Linked DNA regions of Homo sapiens: region 2 is linked to region 1. The links are chromatin loops, found by intact Hi-C in ENCODE. Cell type or tissue: heart left ventricle. All regions are shown on one strand. Each heading gives the region's core, and the rest is flanking DNA. Links, peaks and the distances in the headings are about the cores only. Region 1 overlaps PCDH7 (protocadherin 7). Region 2 overlaps PCDH7 (protocadherin 7).

Evidence for each region. Peaks named below come from ENCODE experiments on the same cell type or tissue, not always from the same donor. Only the 100,000 strongest peaks of a DNase experiment are listed, where the experiment ranks them.
Region 2: a loop joins it to region 1, with 3 times the contacts of the local background. A loop is called at or near these places in 3 of 110 quality-filtered maps.

Annotation. Positions count from the first base shown.
Region 1 is chr4:30,942,718-30,948,110 of GRCh38, reverse strand. All of the region lies in intron 2 of PCDH7 (protocadherin 7), which reads right to left. Among named protein-coding and RNA genes, the nearest start is that of PCDH7, 230 kb to the right of the region's middle. In heart left ventricle, for the core only: no CTCF peak of the experiment used is centred there; no DNase peak of the experiment used is centred there; H3K27ac peaks cover 384 bases.
Region 2 is chr4:30,742,438-30,747,830 of GRCh38, reverse strand. All of the region lies in intron 1 of PCDH7 (protocadherin 7), which reads right to left. Among named protein-coding and RNA genes, the nearest start is that of PCDH7, 25 kb to the right of the region's middle. In heart left ventricle, for the core only: no CTCF peak of the experiment used is centred there; no DNase peak of the experiment used is centred there; H3K27ac peaks cover 268 bases.

The sequences.
Region 1 (5,393 bases), core at 137-5,136:
AACACTGATAATTTATTAAGATGTAATAAGCAATATAAAATGATTTCATAAATAGCAGAGTTTATAAATAACCAAAACAACATAGAAGGATAACTCCAAAAAATGAAGCTGGAATCTTAAAGCGTCTAATAAACCAGGAATAGAAAGTTAAACACCGCATGTTCTCACTCACATGTAGAAGCTAAAAAAAGTTGAAATCATGGAAGTAAAAAGTAGAACAGAGGATACTAGAGGTTGGGAAGGGTAGGCAGAGGAGGGGATAGGAAAAAATTTGTTAAAGGATGCAGAATTATAGTTAGATAGGAGGAAAGAAATAGGTTCTAGTGTTCTCTACCACTGCAGAATGACTACAGATAGCACTATTATATTATATAGTTTCACATAGCTAGAAGAAGGACACTGAATGTTCCCAACACAAAGAAATGATAAATGTTTGAGATGATGGACATATGCTAATTACTCTGATGTGATTACTATATACTATATGCATTGAATCATCGCTAGGTACACTATAAATTATTATATGACAATTAAGAAATGAAATAAAATACAAGAATTGATAGAGTAGAGAACTGCAATTTCTGGGTGAAGGAAATATACATTTGATGTATTTGAAAGGTAGAGACCAGGATAATAAAAGCATCCCTCATCCCCATGAGGCATTTGGTATGGACAACGATATGAGTTAGATTTTCACCTGGTAACAATAACAAAGGGAAAATGATCCCTATGATTTATAAAAATAAGTAGTAGATGGAGAGACAGTTTGTGGTTATTATTAAGTGCACTGACGATAAAGAGTTTGTAATAAGTTTTTTTTCCCAAAACGACAGGAATCATCTGTCACAGCAATGAAACAATATGAATCGCATGGAAAACACTATTGGTCTGACCACTCTAGAGTCGGCTTCTTCTAGTTTCCATTCTTGGAAAAATGTATGATCATGGTAGAAGTACAGATATTAAGAGGCTGATAACACAAGGCTGTGGGACTTAGTAAAATAAGCCCAGAGACCATGTGCAACTGTAAGCAGAGAAGGCATTGGTTCATGTCCTCAAGGAATGAGTTCTTTAGCTGGGATAAAAGAATAAGGGGTAAGGCTGGGCGCAGTGGCTCACGCCTGTAATCCCAGCAATTTGGGAGGCCGAGGTGGGCAGATCACCTGAGGTCAGGAGTTTGAGAACAGTCTGGCTAACATGGGAAAACCCCATCCCTACTAAAAGCACAAAAAAATTATCCAAGCATGGTGGTGGGCGCCTGTAATCCCAGCTACTTGGGAGGCTGAGGCAGGAGAGAAATGCTTGAACACAGGAGGTGGAGGTTGCAGTGAGCCAAGATCGTGCCACTGCACTCCAGCCTGGGTGACAGAGCAGGACTCTGTCACACACACACACACACACACACACACACACACACACAAAAGAGATAAGGCGTTAAATACTGAGGTAATTGGGGATTAAAATCAAAGATACAAGAGGAGTAAATGTTATTCACAAGAGAGAGACTGCTTTTCACAGACTGGATAGGATGTGTATAAAAGAATGGCAGCAAAAAAAGAGTTGCTGCAGAAAAGAAAAAAAAAAGTTTATGGAAAGGGAAGTTAAAACATCCTAAGGCAGTGTGGTGGGAGGGAGGTGGGTGAGAGCTGGAGAGTCAGCGAAGTTTGTTCAAACAGGGTGGATTTTGTGGTGGAAAAAACAATAGATGTTGAGAAAAACAACAGAACACATCCTTGATAGGTAGGAGAGACATATTAAACATTAATATGCAATATGTTAATATATTACAGGGAGTTTAGTTAGGCAGTGGGACCCCTGTTCTCTGCTTACGTTATTAAACATTTGTCAAAACCTGGTGTGTCTGGTGTAAGGATACAGGAGAAGAGATTATTCCCCTGCTGCATAAATATTCCTGATGACAGTATTGTTTTCCTTATCCTATCAGTAAGGTCTGTCTTAAAAGTAAATTTTCTCTTACAATTGGAAAAATCAGAGATTTTCATTCTGGGTCTGACTCTCGAACTTTCCCACAGTCTGTCATGGTTATACTCAGGGCTTCTGCAACCATAGATAGTCTAGCATATTCCTCAGGGGAGGCCATGCTTTAGGCAGAGACATTTCAGATTTTCTTGCTAGTAGTGGCTGAATAATCGTCAAAAAGGGCATTTTAATAATCATAATGTCCATAATGTTATAGGCAGGGCTGGAGTGTGGAGAGGTCACCTTGATTGTTGGCACTAACTGTGGCCCGATGGAATTAAGATCAGCCTTGGGTGGCGGCAGGATTGGCAACACGGAGAGAAGGAATCTGGAAACCTTTGCAAAGGAGGAATGTCACATGTTTTCACAGGAATCAGGAAACTGCAGATATGCTAGTGCCTGATTTCCTTTTAAAGTGAAGAACAAACAGTATTTTCAAATTACAAAGTGCATAATCATGTAAACCCTGGGTGAGCTTATCAGTCAGGACATAAATGAGACCACATTAAAAAAAATAAATAGAGAATACTTGTTTAAAAAAAAAGCGTTGTGTAGGCATGACCTGAAGCATTTTTTGAAAATTAGTAAGAATTATAAATGAGTTAAAAGAATAATTATGAATTCTATATACAGCTCATTTATTAGGCATTAATAGTGTTTCTAGTATTCCTGAGATTTAAAAGAATAAGTTGCATAGCTTAATGGCAGTAAAAATCAACTGAGTAAAATTTTAAATTTTAAAAGTGTTTAAAATTACCAGCTTTAATAAGCAATTATACAATGAAGAAATTTGTGAGTAATATTTAAAAATTAGGTGTAAATCTAAGCTACTGAATTATATTACAATTGGATTTGAGATAATATACATGCACACACATATATGAAAAGTTGAAGTATGCTGTATTAATAGTAGCATATGTTTAAAATTTCTTAAATCTAGAGTAAATACATAAAATATTATTTTATTTTTCCTTCTAACTGAAGATGCTCATTAATCTTATTTAATATGACATGCTTCTTTTTAAAAGTTAATTTAATTTTCATGACAATTAGAATGTTGCTTTCCATAACTGGAGCTGAGATATATTTTTCTTAGGTGACAACTTTATTAAAATTTCAAGATTTAGTTGCATTAAAAACATTGTAAAACACTATCGGCAAATGTATAATATTTTGCTTAATTGATTTCAAATTTCTAAATTTCACAAGCCTGCTCCCTAAAAATCTCACAATGTATAACCACAATAGCATAACCCACTATGTCCTTTATAAAAGCTAATAACCTACCTGGATACCTAGTTAACTGTTGACTATTGTATTGAGTAATATTTGCTTACAATTTAATTTTAATTAATACATGATTTTACACAATGGACATAATGAATATTCTAAGTTTACTTTTATTCTAACTAATATATGTGCAATGAGTTTTGCTCATTATCTTCCTGACTTACAGTTGTTTGTTAGAATAAGTTTGTAAAATAACGGAAAACCTAAGTCCTCACTAGAACATTTACAGTCTCCCCCACTGGATTGGTTTATTAGTTTGATTATTCAGTTTTGTCAATCAAATATTTAATGGGTGCCAGAGGTTAATTTAGTCAGTGGTCCTATGTGTTTGGTTTTCAAGCCTCCTTTACACTTTAAAAATTATAGAGGACCCTAAAGAGCTTTTGCTTATGTGGGGTATATCTGCTGATATTCATCATATTCAACATTAAAATAAAAACACTTTTAAAATAATTAGTTATATATATGTTTGAAAATAGTCACAATAAATTCATTATATGCTGACAAAAATAATATATTTTAATAGAAAATTACTATATTTAAAAAAAGTGAGAAGAATGACATTATTTGACACTTTTGCACATCTCTTGAATGATTATCTTACTAGAGGATATCTGGATTATCCTATCCGCTCTGAATTCAATCTGTTGCACTGACACAGAGCATGTAGCCTCAGGAAAATTCTTTTGTGCACTTATGAGAATGAGAATTGAAAGAGCAAATGATATCCTAATATTGTCAGGAAATGATTTTGAGTCCTGGAGTTTTGAGATCACTTGGCTTTAAGAACTGCCAGCTTAAGCTCCTTCAATATTGAGTGGAATAAAAAAAATAATAATCCTGCCCTCACGGAGGCCACACTGGAGCAAGAAGAGTGATACATAAATTTTTAAGACCCTAATATGACATATGCTAGTACCAAGATGTGTTATGCAAAGAGCTATGGAAGAGGTGGTGAGCAACAGTTCCACAAAAGAGACCAAACTTGCAGTAAAGTTTAAAGCAGAGGTGTCCAATCTTTTGGCTTCCCTGGGCCACACTGGAAAAAAAATTGTCTTGGGCCACACATAAAATACACTAACAGTAATGATAGCTGATGAGCTAAAAAAAAAAAAACAGCAAAAAAAAATCTCATAATGTTTTAAGAAAGTTTACAAATGTGTTTTGGACCACACTCAAAGTCATCCTGGGCCACGAGTTGGACAAGTTTGGTTTAAAGGAAGAGTTGGCCAGCAGTGAAGAGATGCAGGCGAAAGAGGTTAAGACCACTCTGATGAAAGAAAGGCATGGCTAGATATAGCATGATGTAATGGGAAGAACATGGTTTGGTTTTGTTTTGTTTTGACAGATTTTGTTCAAACTGCATTTCAGCCACTCACTGGCTGCATGACTTTAAGCAAGTCACTTAAATACTGTAATCCTTAGTTTGCTCACTGGTGAAATAATAAAACCTACATAATAAAAATGCAGTGAGAATTAAGTGAGATGAAATATGCAAAGTATTTTCACGTGACAGTTAATTAGCACACCAGTAATATATTGATTTTGTTGCATATTTAAAGAGAGTGAATTGGTTATCATGCTGAGAGCTTAGGGTGCAGTGAGGTGGTGAAGAGAGGACTGAAGTTTATAACTGAAGTTATAAACAAGGGTGAAAAGGGCAGCAATGAAGCAGAATTGATATGGAGGTTCAAGATGAATGAAAGTGATTTAAAAATAGAAATATGATAATATCCAATAAACTACCTTGGAAACTCAGAGAATTATTTCTTATGCAGGTTTTTGCAAACCCATAGCAAATCTTGATTTCCACCCAGTGTCACCCTATGTTCTCCCAGGGAAAAAGGAAAAACAAACTGTAATTTTCAAAAAGTATTCCAGGATATTCATAAAAATAGAATGAAATGTGTAAAGAGTAGCATAGTCAGGAAAAAAAAAAAAAACACTTACTCAAGACAGAAATTTAACCTACCTCTTCCATTGCTTAGGTAGGTTGTCTATACCTGAATCTTGCAGCTGTCTTTGAAATTAGATTTCAACAATATTTTAGTAATAAGTAAATTAATGAATGAATATGTAAATAAATACATACTTCAACGTGTATCACCAATGTAGTAAGAATT
Region 2 (5,393 bases), core at 294-5,293, 200 kb after region 1:
TGTCTGCCAATCAGACCTGTAGTATGCAAAACAATCGATCCCTAAGATGTCCACATCCTAATCCAGGAAACCTGTGAATATGTTACCTTACATGGCAAAGGAGAATTAAGATTGCAAATGGAATTAAAGTTTCTAAACAAATAAACTGAAAATAAAATTGTCTTGGATTATCCAGATGGACCCAATGTAACCACAGTGTCCTTAAATGTGAGAGAGGCAGAAGAGAGTCAGAATGAAGAGATAGGAGAAAAATTCTACTAGCCATTCCTGGCTTTGAAGATGGAAGGGGATCAAGAGTCAAAGAATGCAGGCAGCCCTAGAAGCTAGAGAAGACAAGAAAACAGATTCTCCTCTTGACACTACAGAAAGAAACATGACCTTGCCTCCACATTGATTTTAACCTAGTGAGACCCATTTCTGACTTTTGACCGTAAGAGCCATTTAAAATAAAAAAGTTTGTTGTTTTCGGACACTGCATTCATTATAATTTGTTACAGGGGCAATGGGAAGCTAATAAATGAATAAAATTAAGATTTGGAAGGCACTTGGAAAATTATAATTAGACGCATTAGCCAACATCATGTAGGACATGAATTAGAGGATCCTGGTTGTCTAGTACAAACATGCTTCTATTTTCTTAGATCCAGTTCAGTATTAACTATATAAACCATACTAAAACATTTTAACAACATACAGGTTGTTTCAGCTAATGCCTTTAGAAAATCATAATATAAATTGCCATGATGGAAAAAATAATTCAAAAAATGCATTGAAATACTTAAAGTATTAAGAGACTTCATATATCTTGTTCAAATGATTCATTATACTGCTGTATTCTGATTCACTAAAGAATTCACTACTATACCAGTGGTATAAATGACCCAGTGACACAAATGACCTATATTTCGAAATCCTCACATGGGGATAGGCCAGTGCAAGGAAAACCTATTTATGGTTTTCTAGATTCTACACAAACAGAAAGAAAGGAGAGGAATAAAAGAAGTGAAATGATTGAAAAGGAAAAAAATCTTCTTTCCATCAAGCAGACTTAGTTAAAATAACCATTGTGAGAGGAAATTTTTTTGGCATCAAGTCAATTTTCAATTTTGTCATTAGTAATGTTAACATATTAGACCACTAATATTTACCAGTGGAAATATCCTCTCAATAGGCTATGCCAACCAATGCATTAGCTCAAACTATGGCCCTGAGAGAATTACACAGAGATTCTGCAAGACTTTGTGGAAAGCAAATGGGGCAAATTTCAGGAATAGCCACCAAAAATAAAGACTCAAGAAAATGGAAAAGTTGGCAGCATAAAACACTAGGAAGATTAGATGCCAAAATATTAAGGCAAGGACTGTAACTAAGGCGAATTGCACTGTGGTGCCCATTCCAGAACATCTACCCCCTGCTCTCCCTTCACGCTGCAGGGCCTTACAACCAAAGCTAATTCCCAGAAAATCAATCTGGTTCTTGCAAAAACCAGATTGAATTAGGATTTTTGTTTACTATCTTTTACACTGAGGGTGGGCCAGGACACTTTTTAAATGTTGTGGTCTTTCTGCCTGTGGCTTCTTTTTAATCATTTTCATAAAAGATAGAAATATAATTTTAAAGTATTCAGCCACTATTATTTCCTCGAGGTGAGAGTCTTTCAAACCTTGAATTGCTTCAGGATTTGTAAAAATAATATCTCTTTAGCCAGGCACAGTGGATCACACCTGTAATCCCAGCACTTTTGGAGGCTGAGGCAGGCGGATCACTTGAGGTCAGGAGTTCAAGACCAGCCTGGCCAACATGCTGAAACCCCGTCTACAAAAATTAGCCAGATGTGGTGGTGCATGCCTGTAATCCCAGCTACTGGGGAGGCTGAGGCAGGAGAATCACTTGAACCTGGGAGGCAGAGGTTGCAGTGAGCTGAGATCACGCCACTGCACTCCAGCCTAGGTGACAGAGTGAGAATCTGTATCAAAAAAAATTAACAGTAATAATAATAATATCTCTTTAGAAGAAAAATTATATGTGCATGCACGCACACACACACACATACACACACACAAATAAACTGAGTAATTTGATCCTGGATGATATCAGCACTAAATAAGAAGTACCTAATTTCCACCAAGACACAAAACCAGGGATCTGTTGTTAGTTACAGCTTTAAAAGACTTCATGCAGGGACCAAGAGTGACAGGAGAAAAGTCGACCAGGATTGTTTTGCCTCCACTGTTTTCCATACTGCATGATGCCCCACATGAGTGCCTTTATTAGAAAGCCTCATGTCAAGGCTTTTTGTTCTTCTAGAATCCTCCATGAATAGAAATATAACTTGGAGAGGCAGTATCTTAAAAGCTGTCATCAACCAGTCACTTAAGCAGGATTATCTGAAAGCCAGCTGATAACAAGTACCAGTGTTAATAGGACACATGATAAGTGCTCCAGTGAAAAGGAGAGCACTAGATAAATGAAAGCCACCTAAAAATAATTAGAAATTGTAAAAGAAAAAAAGTCATTATAATTGTTCTCCAGATATCCCAGGGCTAGAACACCCTCTACAACCAATTCATAAAAAAAAAAAACAAGATGTAAAAATATGAGATTACGTGACTGTTTTTAGGAAAATATAATTTATGACTCAGATGAATTGTACTCTTCAAAGAAGTTGCCATGGGAGGGTGTAAACATTCCAGAAATGTTTCCATGATTAAAAGTGTCTATATATCTTCTTTATATAAACTCCTTGTTTTTTTGGAAATCGCTTCACAGCATCTGTCCCTCTATTTTCAATCTCCTCGATGATGGCAAAAGTTCCATCTGAAGGTGATTTGACATCTAAAAATAACTAAAAGTCATTTAGAGCCAAGAGTGAAGAATTCAGGGTGAACAGTTACAGTGAATAAGTTCAGTTTTGGTCAAAATCATAGAATGACTAAAATACAGTGAAGCTAATGGGAATTGCTCATTAACTGGTTCTAGGATTGACAATTAAAGAATTAATCCATTAGCAATCTGTTAAAAGCAAAAACTTGTTGAAATGTAAAGGAGGAATGTGAAGAAAAATACATCCCAACTCAGCTCCAGTGAGAATAGTTGATGCCCTATGGCCAAGGTTGCAAGACTGATGCAGGACTGATAAAGGAGAAGGAAATCAAAGCCATATTCTAACTCTTGTGAGCCAAGTGCCAAGTGTCATCCTTTCTAGGAATCAGTCAGTCCTTCCTCAGGGTACATATGGTTCCCATTATAACCCTTATCATACTACATTATAATTATTCCTGAACAAGTCTGTCTCCCCTACAAGACTGTCAGCTCCTGCTTCATACTACTAGTGTAATGGAACATTAATAATTGGGAGTTAAATAAATGAATGAACAACACCCATTGGACATGTAAATCATGGTTACATTATTATTACAGTCTTACTTATGGTCCCACCTTATTTCGAATCATATAGGTTAATGGAGACACAGCCTAAGGAAACTCTTTTGCTTTTACTGACCTTTAGTTATATGAATCAAGGAATGTTGGAAACTTGCTGATTTTTTTAAAAATGTAAATTTGTTAGTCTGTTAGTCCTTTATGGTTTTTTCAATGCAGCTGGGACACTGAAGTTGAAAAAACATTCAGTGTTTAAAATCCTACCACTTGGCTGCTTGGTAGATACTGACTTCTGACTTCCTCTGAGACAGTGAGAAAACAGCTTGGCGGGAAAAATGAAGATAGCAAAAGCTTACAGGATGCCACTGAGGAAAGAAAAGAGCAACACCTCAGACTATCATAAACTGACTGTTGTAGAGCATTCTAAAGAATCAACGGAGATAGATTGCCTACAATCCCATGTCTTTCAGGAAGATTGCCAAGTACAGAATTTCTACTTTGCCCACGTCATTATTCTAGTAATTTTCCTCCACAACTTGAAATCTAGTGAGATAGTTAATAATACTTATTCTGAAAGCAGCTTTCAAAAACGCCAATATTCCCCCAAAGTTTCAATGTTCACCAAACTGATTTTTTTTAGTTTGCAAAGATAAATTATGACTGATTTAAAACATAAAGTAGTTTGAGCTTGTTGAGGTATACGTGTGTGTGTGTGTGTGTGTATGTATGAGAGAGAAAGATTGAGAAGAAGGATTGAAGGAGCAGAGAATGCTATGTTTTATTCTGTAGGATTTTCCTCAGAGGCCGATATTTTTTCAGGTTTTTTCAACTATAAGTTTAGGAGAAAATGTAGTCAATCATAAAAGTACAGAAAGATACAACTTCCTATCTATATTCCCTTAGTACCTTTATTTCTATCTTTTTCCTTTGATGAAAAAGTCCCTCCCCCACCCAGTTTTTTTTTCAATTATTCAGTAAAAAGGCCCAGCAAGAAACCAGCTTAAGTGATAAAAAAGAAATAAGCCATTTTTTGAACCCCTGAGCAAAATCCTTGATTTTTTTCCTTTTGTAAATTAAGACTTTCCTCTCTAGCTCTGAAGCATATTTTCTCTCCTTTCTTCAATAAGACATTTCAGCTTTTGCGCAGAGTGATAAAATAATATGTCTTCAATTCTCCTCCACAGATGAATGCTAGGAATAAAATGTGACAATGTAACTCTGCTATTTTTGGTTACAAGATATTCTTTTCGAAAAATCTATTTTTTTCCTTAGGAAAATACTTAGCTTCAGTTTTTGGCATCATTATTTTATTTTTGTTTATATTTCCCACCATCTTCCCCAAAGCTAGTTTATTTACAATAACATGTAATCGATATTATATTAATCAATAACCAAAGTGTCACTTGGATTTTTATAGTGTCTTACATTTCCCAGAGAGTATTAGATGAATTAATTAAAGAACAGAGATAAAGAGAAGTTGAGTGATTTGCTCAACATCAGAGATCAAGACTAAAATAAATCTTGTAAAATCTGTATCTGCGTCCTAGCCAGGATTGTAACCACTAATATGATGGCATATTGTATGGTAAGTTATGTGGCTTTTAGATGTGAGGATCTTTCTGCATTTCAATTTCTTTTGATATGAAGCAGTATGTGATGAATATTCTTTTTCTTTCTCATATGAAGCCGAATTAAAACAAAATTCACAGCTCAAGTGGCAGCACTCTTTTAGTATACTAATGACAAAGATCAAAAGGGCATCACACCTGTCAACTCTGAACTCCAGGCAAGTTTCACAAATATGCATGATATAATAATTAGGACTAGAAATGTTTCTGAATTTCCTTTGTTTAGGCTTCACACAAATCACTCTCATTTTCTTTGCACAGCATCTCTGTAGCTTAAAATGTAGAACCCAGCATTTCTAAAGAGAAATGCATATAGCCATATATACATGTAGGTTGTAAAAGTACTATATTATATGGATCAATTTGTTTTTTCGAAGCCATGTC